2 separate regions of the Homo sapiens genome follow, and region 2 is linked to region 1. A link is a loop called in an ENCODE intact Hi-C map of the cell type or tissue named here. Cell type or tissue: mammary epithelial cell. All regions are shown on one strand.

What was found. A loop is a pair of places that touch in the nucleus more often than their neighbours do. Peaks named below come from ENCODE experiments on the same cell type or tissue, not always from the same donor. Only the 100,000 strongest peaks of a DNase experiment are listed, where the experiment ranks them.
Region 2: it touches region 1 in a loop (2.5-fold over the local background); 3 of 110 quality-filtered maps call a loop at or near these places.

The regions. Positions count from the first base shown.
Region 1 is chr16:76,673,480-76,681,479 of GRCh38, forward strand. No RefSeq gene overlaps it. Among named protein-coding and RNA genes, the nearest start is that of LINC02125, 42 kb to the left of the region's middle. In mammary epithelial cell, no CTCF peak of the experiment used is centred here; a DNase peak (open chromatin) is centred at 3,112; H3K27ac peaks cover 390 bases.
Region 2 is chr16:76,811,313-76,819,312 of GRCh38, forward strand. No RefSeq gene overlaps it. Among named protein-coding and RNA genes, the nearest start is that of MIR4719, 54 kb to the right of the region's middle. In mammary epithelial cell, no CTCF peak of the experiment used is centred here; no DNase peak of the experiment used is centred here.

The sequences.
Region 1 (8,000 bases):
ATTTGCCTAACTATTGAACTGCAGGTTAATTTTAATCATTTAAGTAGTAACGATTTTAATTTCCCATAATAAAAGATTGATTAAGAAAACTAAATCAGGTTTATATAATATTGGATATCCACAAAATATGTTTATAAAATATATATGGTAATTGCAGAAATGCTTATGCTAACATACCCATATCAAAAGTGTTAATGATAGTGGTATAAAATTAACATGTGAAGGTGGAGTGGCAAGAAACGTGAAAATAAGTTGTAATGGAATTCTGAACAACTTTCTTTACTTCTTTTTATTCCTATGTAAATGTTCTCTAATAAAATATGAATACAAAAAATGTGGAGAGATCAGTCTTACAGCCCAGCAAAATTACATTGCAAATATTCTGAGCTTGTAGCCTTTGAATTCAAGTGAATTCATTTTTATGGGCAGTAAATGAAATGGAAACAATGATGGTTGTAGTGTTCAACCAATTTGGATAGAGGCTGGATTACCAGAAAGAAAATTTCAATTAAATCCTTGGTTTATTTACCACATTGTCACACAGTCCTCAGCAAGCCCACAGTAAGTCATAAAAAAAAATTCCAATTTCTTTTCTTTCTTTCTTTCTTTTTTTTTTTTTTTGAGTGGGGCAGGTAGAAAAGAAAGTACTTCCCAAGTTCTAGAGGCTATGTTTCATGTAATCAAGCTCGGCTGGATACATTCAGGATACGTACACTATGCAGTGGAGGATGAAACAAAGGTTTTGTCAAAGGATTTTCTAAAAGCTCAAACAACAACAGCAAAACACAAAACAAGCCTTGTCTGAAGAGTACAGATATTATAGTCATGAGCACAAAAAGTAAAAGGAAGATAAATAAAGGGAAAAATCCTGTTTCTGAATTTGTTATGACATAAAAATATCAAAGATGAGACAGTTATTCTAAGAAATTGTGAAAGATGATGATAACAATTTTGTAATCAGAGGTGTTAATATTTGATAAAACATTAGGCTTAAGTTTATGTCAGCTTTATTCTGATTAGTTTATTTTCAGGTCTAAATGGATAAGGAATTAAATTAGTATCCTAAACACAGATTTCAAAGATACCAGGAAAGCAACTGAAGCTGGTATAAAACAAAACTTTTTTTCTTAAGTCTGGGTTCATTTTTATGCCACCCTTAAGAATATACCCATGAAGAATTTCACTGAGTAGTTAGAGGAGAGGGAAAGTCATGGGTTTCAACCGTTAAAAAAGGCATTTCATGATGGGCATTCGGATTCAGGACTGAAAGCTAGCTCTCAGGATAGGAAGGATGCAGCCATAGTTCTGTGTTTGATTAGTTATAAGAAATGACATTTTTTCTTGGTGAGAAAAGAGTCTTCATTTAGGTTCAATGGCAGTCTAGCGCACGGTGGGGGAGGGGGAGTGTATAGTAGGAGAAGACAAGCCTTTTTCACCTGCTGTGTTCTCAACACACAACACAGGACACTTCTGTGACTGGATGTATGTGTGTACGTTTCTTCCGCACTAACCAGTTCCCCCACACTAGCTCGGTGTCCTATAATTCAATTCAGTTGTGACACTGCTTACCTGGAGTTTGTGCCAGATCCCATAGGCTAAGGTTTTAGTCCCACAAGACTTTACTTCAGATGCCAGTTGCAAGTCCAGGCTTCCAGTACATCTGACCTACCAGCTATAAATTGGAGGTTCTTGTAACCCCCTTGGGTTCAGTCATTTGCTAGAATGACTGAACTCGGGGAAACATTTTATTTACTATTGCCAATTTATTACAAACGATATTTGAAAATATATAAATGAACATCCAGATGAAGAGATGTTTATAAGGGGAGGTTCAGAAGGATCCTGAGAGCAGGAGCTTCTGTGCTCGTGAAGTTGGGGTGGGCCACCCTCCTGGCAGTGGTCATGTTCAGCAGCCTAGAAGCTCTACCAACCCCATCCTTTGGATTTTTATGGAGGCTTCATTGCATAGACATGATAAATTACATCACTAACCATTGATGATCAGTTCAACCTTCAGTGAAAGTTACAGCCCTCTAGTCACATTCCCCTGGCAGCCAACTGTCATCCAAAGGCTATCTAGCAGGCTCAGTCATCTCACTTCCAGATAAAAAGACACTAATCGCTGCAGAGATTCCAAGGGGCCTTTGTGCCAGGAAATGGGGGCAGAGACTAAATTTATATTCTTACTGTTTTACAGGAAGTCACTCAAAGCCTGATTCTTTAACAAAGCTAGTTGGTTAGAATAATGTTAATGATAGTGCTTTCATTTAATATATCCTGGGCAAATGCTGTTGTAAGGGAATACTTTCGTTTTATATAATTATAATTTAAAGGAAGATTTCTAGCAGATTGATCTTGCAGAAGTAATATCATGTAATATTGTCAAATGTGTTTATTTCCAACAAAATTTAGTAGGAGAATGTGTATTTCAAAAGCAGTTCAATCCAAGAGTTACATAAACAACAGCTAAAGAAAGTAATCTTAAGGGGTTGGTAATAGCTTATGCTACATATAAATCAGCCATCACAAATTGATGTATTTACAAATTATGTATATGTGTGTATATATACACCCATACACATCATATGCATATACACATATATGTGTAAATATACAGAACATAATATTACATATATATAATAAAGATATTTGCAAAGCATAAAGGTCATAGCATGAACCTAGGAATATAACAGTCCAATGAGTTCATCTTTTCAGAAAGCTACTGCCCAGAAAAGGCCAATGTACTGAGAATAGCAGGTATTGCAGCAAAGAAAGAGTTTAATTATCACAGGGCCAGTCAAGGGGAAGGACAGCAGACATTTCTCAAGTCTGCCTTCCTGAAAGCTCTTGGAGTGGTAGGGTTATTAAGGATAATTTGGTGGGCAGGGGGCTAGGGAATGGGTGCTGCTACTTAGTTGGGGATGAAATTATACGACTGCCTAATCTGTCTTTGTGCACTGAGTCAGCTTCTGGGTGAGAGTCACAGAACTGGTTGAGCCAGTTCCTTGGTGTGAGTTAGGAATCTGAGTGAGTCAGTTGGTCACCAGAATGCAAAAGTCTGAAAAATATCTCAAAGACAAGTCTTAGATGTTGACAATAGTGATGTTGTCTATAGGAGCAGTTGAGGAAGTTGCAAATCCTGTGACTCCCCAGCTACATGATTCTTGAGCAATAAGCAATTATAGAAAGGCAAGCTAGAGGACAATGGCTTGAGCCTGTTTGCCCACAGCTCTGGCAACCAAGTGAATGGGTAGTACTAAGAATTGCCTCCTTGGGAATTCCATGTAGTTCATGGCTTTTATGATTGAAATAGCATTCATACAGGTCTGACCTTGTGGAAAGAAACAGATGTTCATGGACTTGGTTATGCCTGACCTTGCACCACTCATGATGATGTGCAATTTCCTGATTTTCACTGTAAGCTATACATTCCAAAACAAATTCTCTGGATTTTATGACTTTAAAGTCAGGTTTAAACCTACAATTTTATTTTTATGTGATAGTTTATTTTTTCGGGACTGTCATTAAGTCAGTGAAGTGACATACCATTGATAAGATCTTAGCAATATGAAAAACTAGGCATTTTTTGTAAAAGTTATTAATATCAAAATGGAGTCACTTATGTGAAGCCCTAAAGAAATGGAGCTGGGAGATCATGAAGAAGGAAACTTCATGCTCATATGCCTATAATTGGAGTTATAAGAGCTTTCTGCCTATATGCCTATGATGGGAATTATGCAAGGAACTCCTTAAAAATGTGGTATTCCAGTTAAGCCACTTGCACGAGGATGCTTGCCTATCAATGGCTGTCTCTGCCAATGAGCTAATGTCAACTCTTGCAAGAACGAATGGTCTTTGTTTCAAAGAAGCTTGCATGGATTTCTCCTTTTTGTCTTTAAATCTTCCCTGTATCCCAGCCACTTTAGATGTGCCTGTGGTTCACCATAGCGTGTACATCCCAGATTGCAATTGTCTGCTATTCCTGAATAAACTCTCCCTTTGGAAATCTTGTCTCTCTGTTATTATTTTCATAATATAATAAACTCAAAAAACTAAATAGTATTCTTAGTAGAGAATGAAAAAGGAATGCAGAATTTGTGAAAACAAGATGTAGTATTAAATACAAGTTAAAAAATAGGAAGAAGTGGAATATGAAAAAGAAAACTAGGGTTTAGGCTCTGACAACTAAGGTAATTATTCAGTGCTATTACGCAGATTGTTGATTTTTGAGAAATGATTAAATAGCTAAAAAATATTTCCATAAATCTGTGTCCTACATTAGCTAATTTCCTCAATTTGGAGGCTGACATTATATTAGTAGATTCTTTAGAGCTGAATAGTACAGAATAATAAAGTCTTCAAAAAAAGGAGGAACCTGTGGGAATGGATTAAAATAACTTTACCTGTAGAGGACTTAGGAAGTTGGCAAACGGGGCCCTAGGTGTACAGCCGAAAGTATCTTCAGTTACTGAATAGAGAGAGAGAAAAAAAGCCAATATCTAGAAAGAAGCAATTTGCATTTTAAGGTGTATATCACATGATCTGAGAGATGGCAACACATCAGGTGAATAATAACTTCATCTGCTGCAAGCTTTCTTAACATCTCTATTTAGTGCTTGAATGCATCTTTCTATTTTATTCTCCTATCTCCTACTCTCTCAAAGTACTAAGCACTACACAATATCTAAAGTTATCATTTCTAAGGCTAACTACATCTAATTTTTATCATGGGTTGTAGTTTTCCAACGTAGACTAACTCTAAGAAAAGCTATATGTCCACCTTTCATTTTTGCTATATCTCAGTGCAAATGTAAATTGCAAATCTCTTTACCTCTGAGATCGTGTTGTGGGTCCCCTGCAGTTACAGAAATAATGAAGTTATCATCAGAAGGTCAGAATCTGCCTACCTGTATGGCCGTGGAAAGCAGTTTCCTGCTTCCAAATTGGATCCTTTTTTTAAAAGCAGCATCTTGTTTGCCTCTTCTGATATTCACATATTTCAAAACAAATTTTATTATACAGAGAAGAAAAAATTATGATTGTTTCCATTTCTCTGAAACTATAAAAATTTACAAGAACATTTATGTCAAGTTTCTGATTTTCCCCTATTAGGTAACTAGATTACTCAATAACAGTAGTATAGGAATGTTTCTCAGAGATAGTCACTCTCCTGAAATACATTATTGGAATTTCATAAAGTCGTTTACCGGATTCTTTTGTGTCCCAGGCTCACTGCCTATCACGGTCAATTTCATGTGTCAACTTGGGTAGGCCATGGTATGCAGCTGTCTATTCAAACAGCAGTCTAGATGTTGCTGGGAAGTTATTTTTTAGATAAAATTAACCCTAAATTCAGAAATTTTGAGTAAAGCAGTGTGCTCTCCATATGTGGGGGGGCCTTATCAAATTAGTTGAAGGTCTTAAGACTGAGGACCTTTGAGGAAGAGGGAATTGTGCCAGCAGACTCCCTTCAGATTCCAGCTGCAATGTCAACTCTTCCCTGGGTTTCCAGCCTGCCAGCCTTCCTTGCAAATTTCAGACTTGCCAGCTCACACACCTTTATGCACCAGTTCCATTAAATAAATCTCCCTCTCCCTCTAGTTTTACCCAAATCTCTATAAATCTGTATCTAGACCTATATATGTTGTTATCATATATTGGTATATAGATCTATATATAGATATATATCAACAAGATTGATATAGAATCCTATTGATTATGTTTTTCTGAAGAACTCTTCTTTCTTTATGATTGCTTCAGTATGTTTTAAGAGACTTAAATACATTGGCCAAGAGACTTAAATATATTACAATTACCCTCAGCTTGACTACACTTTACATAGGTTTCTTCCTGACTCTAGGGCCCTGGTCTCCATTTTTGTACAGCATTTACTTTGGAAAACATAATTGTAAATTTTTCTCTGCCCCTTTGAGATGTGAATTTTTTTTAAAAAAACCTCTTAGTAGTTTTACAACGTAACTCTTTGAATGTAAATATCAAGGGAGATAACACCCCTATCTCCTGGTTTCTATGGAAGGGTAGGAGCCTAACTTTGGTGGCTGCCTTGTTCCTATTGTAAAACTACCCTTTTGTCACAAAGAGAGTGGAAAATTTATGTTTCAATGGGTAAAGTCAGCTAGAAAACACATATAACCTATGCTTTCTCTCTCATCCCAGAACTTAAAATTTCTCTCACTCTTTGTTTCAGTGGAGTCGAGCTCAGACCGAATTCTGGCCTCTCTCCTTTATTGCAATAGACTTGAAAAAATTCTTTCTTCCCTGTTCAGCTTTTCCTGATGCAAATTACAATATAAAGAGGCTCCTGTTGTGCAAAGGCATAAAAATGATACAATGGACTTTGGGGACTTTGTGGGGGAGAGGGTGGGAAGCGGGTGAGGGATAAAAGACAGCAAATTGGATTCAGTGTACACTGCTTGGGTGATGGGTGCACCAAAATCTCACAAATCACCACTAAAGAACTTACTCATGCAACCAAATACCACCTGTTCCCCAAAAACCTATGGAAATATAAAACAAAGAGGCTTCTCTTTTTCGAGTTTAATATTGAAGTTGTTGAAAGTTGGCCACAATCTTCAAACAATGAGATTTATATGAAATATTTAAATTTCTTTAATTGTTCAGAAACAACATAGCTGCCTGCTAATGAAAAGAACTTAAATTTGCTTATTAAAATTACGATGTTAAGCCACACTGTATACAGAAGTAAATAGTGTAATTCCAGAAGTTAAAAAGTTTACAGTAAAACAATGAATGATCTAGGAAAGTTTAGTAGCTATATGTGATGAATATCAGTTATCTCTCTTTGTTCTACATCTCTCAATTCATCTGGTTATTGTTAAATTAATTTCCCTGTAGCACTACTTTGTCCTCTGCATTTCATTGGTCAGAACTTCTCAAGTCTCCCTCTGTGAACAAGGATTAAAACCACATGTTTTAGCCAAATATCCCAAGTCCAACAGAGTTCTATCTGAATTCTAGTTTTCCAAAATTATATAAATCTAGGAAATGAAGGCTAAAGTGTCATTCTGATATTGCAAGATACTACTTTGTATGTGAATACTTACTGGTGAATGCCTAATATCAGTTTCTTTAGATTTTTTTTTTCTTCTTGAGTTAATCTAATTCCCCCGAGATGAAATATTTATATATTTTTCTCTGTTCGATTTAAGCCTCACAAGTTAAGTAAACCCTTATGAATTACAGACTGGAACCCTCCTCATGTTGTGAAATAATGAAATGCAAATCACAATTCAAGTTGCTGCTCTACTTACTCTCCTCCTTTTTATTCCTATTAATTAATCCTACTGGAGGAGCCAATGTCCACTGTGCGGACCACCAGCTGGATGATCAATTTGCCTTGACTTACTTTAAAACAGAAAATTACTGTGCTAGCAGATGTCATTTTCTATGGTAATATATAGCCCTCCTATACACAACAAGATTCCCACTGTTTAGTCAGGACTTTCTAGAATCTGTCCAGGTGAACAGAAAATGTCAAAGCCCACCATGATTGGCCCATGCTCATAGAATTTATGCTTCCAGGTTGATTTACTCAAGGGCTAGATGGAGTGCATTAGAACGAGTGCATTTACTTGTTCATCAAATAAATTTAACATACTTGGTAAATTGCAAGCTTTGTTCTACGTGTTGAAAATGGAGAGGCAGGAAGACAGTTTCCCGGCTCTGAAAGAAGTTAAAAGCGTTGAGAAAAGACATTAGATTGTATGTTAATTTTTTGTTAACAGTACTTTTTAAAGCAAAGTTTTTGCTAAATATTTGTTTAATTTCAGGCATTTTAAGTTCTATATGTATGTTTTACAATAAGATATGATATGTCAAGCATTTCATGATTAGGAGTATAATAAGGCTTCATTTGATAGCAGTATTTTCCAATGGGAACAAAAAACAATAGACTTTACTGCTTGGCCAGTATGACACTGGCTTATGATCAGATCAGACAATGCTTGTCATGTCCAAAA
Region 2 (8,000 bases), 140 kb after region 1:
ATAGTTGGCTGAGAACGATGGTTTCCAGCTTCATCTGTGTCCCTACAAAGCACGTGAACTCATCCTTTTTTATGGGTGCATAGTATTCCATAGTGTATATGTGCCACATTTTCTTAATCCAGTCTATCATTGTTGGACATTTGGGTTGGTTCTAAGTCTTTGCTATTGTGAATAGTGCCACGATAAACACGTGTGCGTGTGTCTTTATATAGCAGCATGACTTACAACCCTTTGGGTATATACCCAGTAATGGGATGGCTGGGTCAAATGGTATTTCTAGTTCAAGATCCCTGAGGAATTGCCACACTGACTTCCACAATGGTTAAACCAGTTTACAGTCCCACCAACAGTGTAAGTGTTCCTGTTTCTCCACATCCTCTCCAGAACCTGTTGTTTGCTGACTTTTTAATGATCACCATTCTAACTGGTGTGAGATGGTATCTCATTGTGGTTTTGATTTGCATTTCTCTGGCCAGTGATGAGCATTTTTTCATGGGTCTGTTGGCTGCATAAATATTGTCTTTTGAATTGTCTGTTCATATCCTTTGCCCACTTTTTTATGGGGTTGTTTGTTTTTTTCTTGTAAATTTGTTGGAGTTCATTGTAGATTCTGGATATTTAGCCCTTTGTCAGATGTGTAGATTCCAAAAATTTTCTCCCATTCTGTAGGTTGCCTGTTCACTCTGATGGTAGTTTTTTTTGCTGTGTAGAAGCTCTTTAGTTTAATTAGATCCTGTTTGTCAATTCTGGCTTTTGTTGCCATTGCTTTTGGTGTTTTAGACATGAAGTCCTCGCCCATGCCTATGTCCTGAATAGTATTGTCTAGGTTTTCTTCTAGGGTTTTTATGGTTTTAGGTCTAACATTTAAGTCTTTAATATATCTTGAATTAAGTTGAGTATAAGGTGTAAGGAAGGGATCCCGTTTCAGCTTTCTATTTTTAACACATTGCCTCCACCCTGACTCAAGTGTGTTTTTTGTCGTATGAAACTTTTAGAACATCTTTTCTTGTTTAGATAAAAGGGATAAGCCTAGATACGTTCTAGTGGGAGCCTCTGTGATATTGTTTCTGTAGGATGAAGCATCTTTTATCAACACTTTATCTTGCTTTCCATATCTAGAGCATATTTTAATCTGAGCTCAAATGGCTCTCTGTTCAGAAACATTGATTTCACTAAATGACTCCTTACAGTTTGCAAAATTCTAAGTACTTTGAGCTCATTTAATGTAAGATCCAAGTAACACTTATAAAGCTATGTTCTGTAGCAATGTCTTTCTCTGCTAGGGAGTCTTAATTATTTCTTGGAGATAAACTTCAAAGTATTTGGCTCTTAGAAGTCAAGACTATGCCTAAATATTCATAGTATTCTTTCCCATCAGTTGGATTCTTAGTTGCATAAAGAGATACACACTGGCTCATGTAAGTAAAATAAGGCATTTTTGAAGAAAAATTTGAGTACCTCACAGGATCTCTGGGGTCTGAAGAACGCATCTTGGTGGCTATCCAGGAACAACATCCCAAATCTTACAACGGAGCTTCTTGTATACTTGTTCAAAAATCTGATTGACCCCACTTCTTTTTCTAACCACTCCTTCATATGTCAGTTCCATGAAGAGTTTGATAGCTTTCTGCAGGTGCTATCGGGATGCCTTGCCTTGAACTTGCTTGCACAATCTACCACCTGAGAAGAAGCTTCCCTGAAACTGCAAATTGAAATACCTTCAAGAATCCAAGTGGGGTGGAGGGAAGCTAATGCCCATGAGACCACCCTTGAGCAATAATCGGAGGATGAATCTGTCTTCCTCCCTGTCATTCCCTAGGTACACACCTGTGACATTTCGCTAAAATTTTCAGACAGTCCTGGTAGGATGTATCCTTGTAGTCCATCATGGTGGCTAAGTCAGTAGCACATCCCTGTAGTAACTCTTTCCTGACTTTAATTTCTGCCGTATCGCTCTGCTCTCTGGGATAATGTCCCCACAAAAACTATTGGCTCACTAGTCTTTTTTTTTCAAAGGCCTTTCTTTTGGAGGAACTGACAGTAAGATAGCTTGATTTACTATTTTCTCATTTACCTCCTCTGTTTATAACATAGTACATTATTTTCTTACTTTTTAGATGTTACTTTAGAGATAGCAGCATGGATTCTGGATTAAAAGTCTAATTTAAATTAGTACTTTTGCCCCGTCTTAGTCAATGTGAGGGCCTTAACGAACTTTTCTCCCTAACTCATGGACAGTTGGTGTTAAATAAATTATATGACTTTTAAATTTCACAAGACATTGTCGTGTCTATACAATCAGTAATCACTTGCTTTTACTCAGAGTTATCTGTTTAGTTGCACTTACTGCTCTTTTCTTAGTGTTTTCCTTCTGAGAGCACTTTTTACTAATCCTTTTAGTGAAGGTTTGTGGTGACATATGCTTTCAAATTTAATTTCAAAATGTCTTGCTTCCATTTTCTGAAGAATCTTTCACCAGATATGGAATTCTATATTGAATGTTTATATTGACTTATTTTCTTTTAGTACCTTTGAGAAATGAGAAATAGTTGTATTTTGGCATTCATTGCTTTGTTTTGAAAATCCAGCCATTCTTACTGTTAGGAAGTTAATACATATTCTTGTTTCTGGCTAATTTTAAAGATTTATTTTTTTTTTTAGCAGTGTTAAGGTGGTGTGTGTGTGTGTGTGTGTGTGTGTGTGTGTGTGTGTGTGTGTTGGTAAGTATCCTGTTTCATGTTTATAGCCCTTAAGTTTGTGGTTTAATGTATTTAATTTTGGAAAATTCTCTGCCATTAGATTTTCAAACATGACTTCTACCCCTTATCTTTGTCCTCTTGTCTGGGACTGCGGCTACACTATGTCAGAATTTTACCCATGTTCACTATCTTTTAAATTACTCATACCACATATTTTCTAAACTCTTCCTTATTCTTGGTATTCTTGCCTACCCATCTAAACTCTCACAAACTGTCTAAACTGCCGCTATATGCATTCATTTGGCAATTATTTTCATTGTATATGGTTTTATTTCTAGAACTTTGGTTTTACACTTTATTAAAGCTTCTAGTTCTCTGCCAGTTTTTTTTCTTTTCTGAGATAGAATCCCGCTCTGTCACCCAGGCTGGAGTGCAGTGGCGTGATCTCCGCTCATTGCAAGCTCCGCCGTATTAGCCAGAATGGTCTCGATCTCTTGACCTTGTGATCCTCCCAAAGTCCAGAGATTACAGGCGTGAGCCGTCGCACCCAGTCTATCTTGTCTTTTAATAGTCTAAACATTTTATTTTTTTTTAAATGAAGTCTCACTCTGTCATCCAGGCTGGAGTACAGTGGTGCGATCTCAGCTCACTGCAACTTCTGCCTCCCAGGTTCAAGCCATTCTCCTGCCTCAGCCTCCTGAGTAGCTGGGACTACAGGTGCCCACCACTATGCCTGGATCATTTCTGTATTTTTAGAAGAGACAGTTTAGAAGAGACACGTTGTCCAGACTGGTCTCAAACTCCTGACCTCCAGTGATTAACCCCACCCTCGGCCTTCCAAAGTGTTGGTATTACAGGTGTGAGCTACTATGCCAGGACTAATTGTTATTTCAGGGTACATATCTGATCTTTTCATTGCTTTTCTTCTTTTGCACCTGTTTTTGTTATCGTTTTTCTTTAGTTTTTAGTCAAGTCGTATTTGATGTCAAGTTGTATTGAATTCTGTATGTTTACATTAAATACAAGACTTCAAGATTTATTTCTGCTTCAAGCAAATATCTAATTAGGAGTAGCTTGCCTTTATCTTTTTGAGAATTGTCTATTTTAAATGAGATGTTTCAACACTGGTGAGCACTGCTATCTGGTTCAGTGGTTCACTTATAACTTTAGGTGATTTCAGGAACCCAACAAAAAGCCTGGTTGGTTTCCCCAGTCCCTTCCTCCTGAGTGAATATAAAGTCCATCTTTGCTTCCTCCTCCCAGTCGCATAGGACTGTGGCCATTTCTACTCCTCTGAGCCCCTTAGCAACTGTTTTCAGAACTGGCATTGCCTTGAGTGGAGATGGAACCAAGTGTCAATCACATCCCTTGACTTTTCTTTTTCCAGATCTTGGCCCTACAAATACTCATGGCCTTAAAGGTAGCTCTCTAGTATCTTCAAACATTTTTGTTTCTTAGGATTTGGGGTCCAGTTCATTACAGTACTACTGTACACACAAACTAGTCTACCATTATAAAGTGAACTTCCCTTTTCTGATTTTAAAAACTAAAAGAGATTTGACAGAGGGTTTAGACACACACTGCTTTTTGAAGGGAGCCACTCACTGGCTGGTCTCACCTGTTTCCCTGCATCTCACTCTTCTCCCCAGACAAAATACCAGACTGCAGAGTTCATTTGATTTGAGCTACAATACCTCCTGTTTATTGATTCACAGATAGACAAGGTGATAATAGCTTCTGTCTTGCAATATTGTTTGCTGACAATTAAGGCACTATTTTTTGAGTAAAAACATTCAGAGAAAATATGGATAGTGAGGATAGTAATAATTTACAGTAAGAATCAATAAAGCTGCAAAGTAAAAGAATAGATAAAGCATGATGAGATTGTTGGAGGATCTAAACAAAAATAGTAACAGTAACATCTTCCTAGAGCATATTAACTTCTCTTTGGGGAGAAATAGTGTTATTGCATAGAACCAAGGGTATGTTAACCCTAATAAACATATTTTAGAAAGCAAGAACAAAACCACACTGGTAGAATATGAATGTTAATGTTAGCTTAGGTTGACTCTGCTGATAATTGATGGTGAGTCTTGGATCTTTAGCAAAATAAGCAACAGTTGAAATTTAGGAAAATCATTGTCCTTGTTAAAATTGTGGTGGGGAGAATTTGGTGTCCCTGTGTTCATACCCTTCCCCACCTGGACATCTCTTCCAGATTTTTGCAGGCAGATGAATAATGAAACTGGCAAATGAAGGAAAAGCTGTGAGAAAGCTTCAGAGTAGAGTGGCATAATTCAGGCAATCAGAAGAACCAATGTCCATAATCCATCTCATATTGCATCCAGCAGGCCATGTCATATACTAGTTATTTTATATAACAGTAAAAATTATTCTAACATAAGCAATGGTGAAGTTCCCAATGTTCTCTGTTCAGAAAGTTAAGGTTATAAAGCAGGCTTCACTTAGTGGGAGCTAAGAAATAGATAAACCCTGGATAGGAAGAAAAAATGTTCTTTATATGCAAAGATAAGCTACAAAAACTGGTGATTTGGTTTGATGCATTATAAATTAATGACTAAAAAGCAAGTTTGACGGACTGAGGGACTGAGTTCTGTTAGATATTAATGCACATATCACAAGTGTGTACAATCTGATTCATTTAAGCATACCTATATGACTAGTACCATGACCACAAAAATCCTTCCTTGGCTCTTCCTGCTCAAAACTACCAGCCGAAGCCATTTTCTAGACTTCTAAACCAATTGACTATTTGTTTTTGAAATGTTTACAAATGTCATGACATACTTAAACTTGTGTCAAACTTGTTAAACATTGAATTTGTGAGATTATCTATAGTTGTTCCTTGAAGTATAAGCTGAGTTAGAGTTTTGTATATTCAATTGCATAAATACAATATGAATTATCTGTCCATTCTACAGGTGGTGGATATCTGGGGCTTTGGCTATTACAAATGTTTCCATGAATCTTATTGTATATCTTTTAATACATATATTCTATGTATAACGGTTGATTATATACCTGGGGGTTGAATTGCTGGGTCATGAAATATATATATGCATACTAAATGTGAAAATACATAGTTTTTAGTATACACGGCCAAAGAGATGTCCAAAGTACCAGTGAGCATTTTCCCTTCCACCAGGAGAATACCAGTTACCTTCCCCCACATTCTCTCCAACATATGGCCATCCTTTCAATTGTATCCACTCTGGTGGTCATGTAATTTGCACTTTTGTATGATTGATGGAAAGTATTTTATTTACTGAGTTTATTTACTGAGTTTATTTACTAATTACTCCCACTCTGCTTTGCCTCTGTCATCTCTTTGGTGTCTTTTAATAAACAAATGTTCTTAATGTTTGTGAAATCCCATCTGTCAAACTTTTCCTGTAGGACTACTGCTTTTTGCATCTAGTTTCAGAAAATTTTGCTTACTCCAAATCATGAAAAACATTTTTTTGGATTCCAGTTCTCTGCAGAATTCCTCTCACCAATATTTTTGTGATAAATCAGTTTTAAACTTTCTGTGAACTCCAAAATGTTGATCACAGGCTATGTTTACTATTGTTATTGTTTTCTTGAAACTCTTTTAAATAAAATGTTCATTTTGTATGAAAAAAAATTTCCAGATTACAGATGCCATATTCCTTCCTGGAAACTGGCAGGGTTCTTTTGTGTGAATTTAAAGTACAAGTTCAGTTTTGTTACATGCATATATTGCCTGGCAGTAAAGTCTTGGCTCTTAGTGTATCCATTATCTGAATAATGTACATTTTGTACCCATTAAGTAACTTACCCTCCCCACTTCTGCCCGCCCTGCCTAGTCGCCAGTGTCTGTTATTCCACATTCTATGTCCACATCTACACATTATTTAGCTCCCACTTACAAGTGAGGTATGACTTTTTTTCCTGAGTTGTTTCACTTAAGATAATGGCCAGCACAGTGGCTTACGCCTGTTGTAATTCTGGCACTTTGGGAGGCCAAAGCAAGGATTGCTGGAGCTCATGAATTCAAGAACAGTGTACGTAACATGGCAAAACCCCATCTCTACAAAAAGAAAAAGAGTCGGGCATGGTGCTGCACGCCTGTAGTCCCAGCTACTCGGGAGTCTGAGAAGAGAGGATGGTTTCAGCCCAGGACATCAAGGTTGCAGTGAGCCATGATCACTGCACTTCGGCAGTCCAGCCTGGGTGAAGATAGTGAGAGTGAGACCCCAGTCTTTTTTTTTTTTTTTTTTAAAGTTGCATGTAGTTAATTTACAACATCACTGTGGGAGCCGAGATTCCAGAGTTGAGAGTGGGTTTAGATTTTTTATAAAACCTGGCCTATTTTCTGGTTACTCTACTTACAAATTGTTTATCAGGATGCCTTGCTACTTAGGGAAACTAAATTCTAGTTTTGTACTTTACTGTGCTGTGAAACTGCAAAGTTCTGATTCTTAGAAATCTAGACCAATCTTCGCTTAGCCTCTCACCCTGTGGCCCTTTTCCATTGACAAACAGCTCAGAGATGAAAATTGGAGCAGCCAGGTTCACTTTGCACCTCTTCCCTTCCCTGCAGGATCTGGCCCCTCAAGTCCTGCCTACTTGAAAAAATCTGAGCCCGATCTTCGAATCTGCCTCCTTATAAGACTGTCAAACACTGCTTAGCTGCTACTTTCTGTTCAGCTTTTCTACATCCTACCCTATGCTGTTTAACAATCTGCAAATGTCTTGACTAAAAATATGGAATGTTGGGCTCATCTCCAATGTGCTTTCCTTCTCTCCAGGTTCTTGGCTCCAGAACTTCTAACTGCCTTGATAGCTCTCTGATACCTTCACAAATGTGTTTCTTATTATACTTCCTTTTCTAGTGTTCTTGGCATACATTTTGGTCAGCTGCAAACTAATCTATCATCACCAGAAGCAGAAATCTTCAGTTACTACACTCTTGAGTCCAAAAATAACCCTAAAAATGAAAGAACATGATTGATAGGACAAAATTACCATCAATCTAAAATATTTAAGTCAATGTATGACCACATTTCAAATGAGATTATTTGCTGATTTGATAATTGAAATGACTCATGGAGCTACATTAATTTGGCCCCTCCAGATCCCAACGTGAAAGATATAATTAAGAAAGTATTAGTATATATTTAATGCATTTGAACGCATAATATATTTATTTCACTTGAAATCCAAGAAACAGCATATTCTTGCCACAGAAAGCACTTTCCTAATTAGCTCTAGTGGTAGCTGTTATTTATTGTTCACAAGCACTTTAATATGCATTCT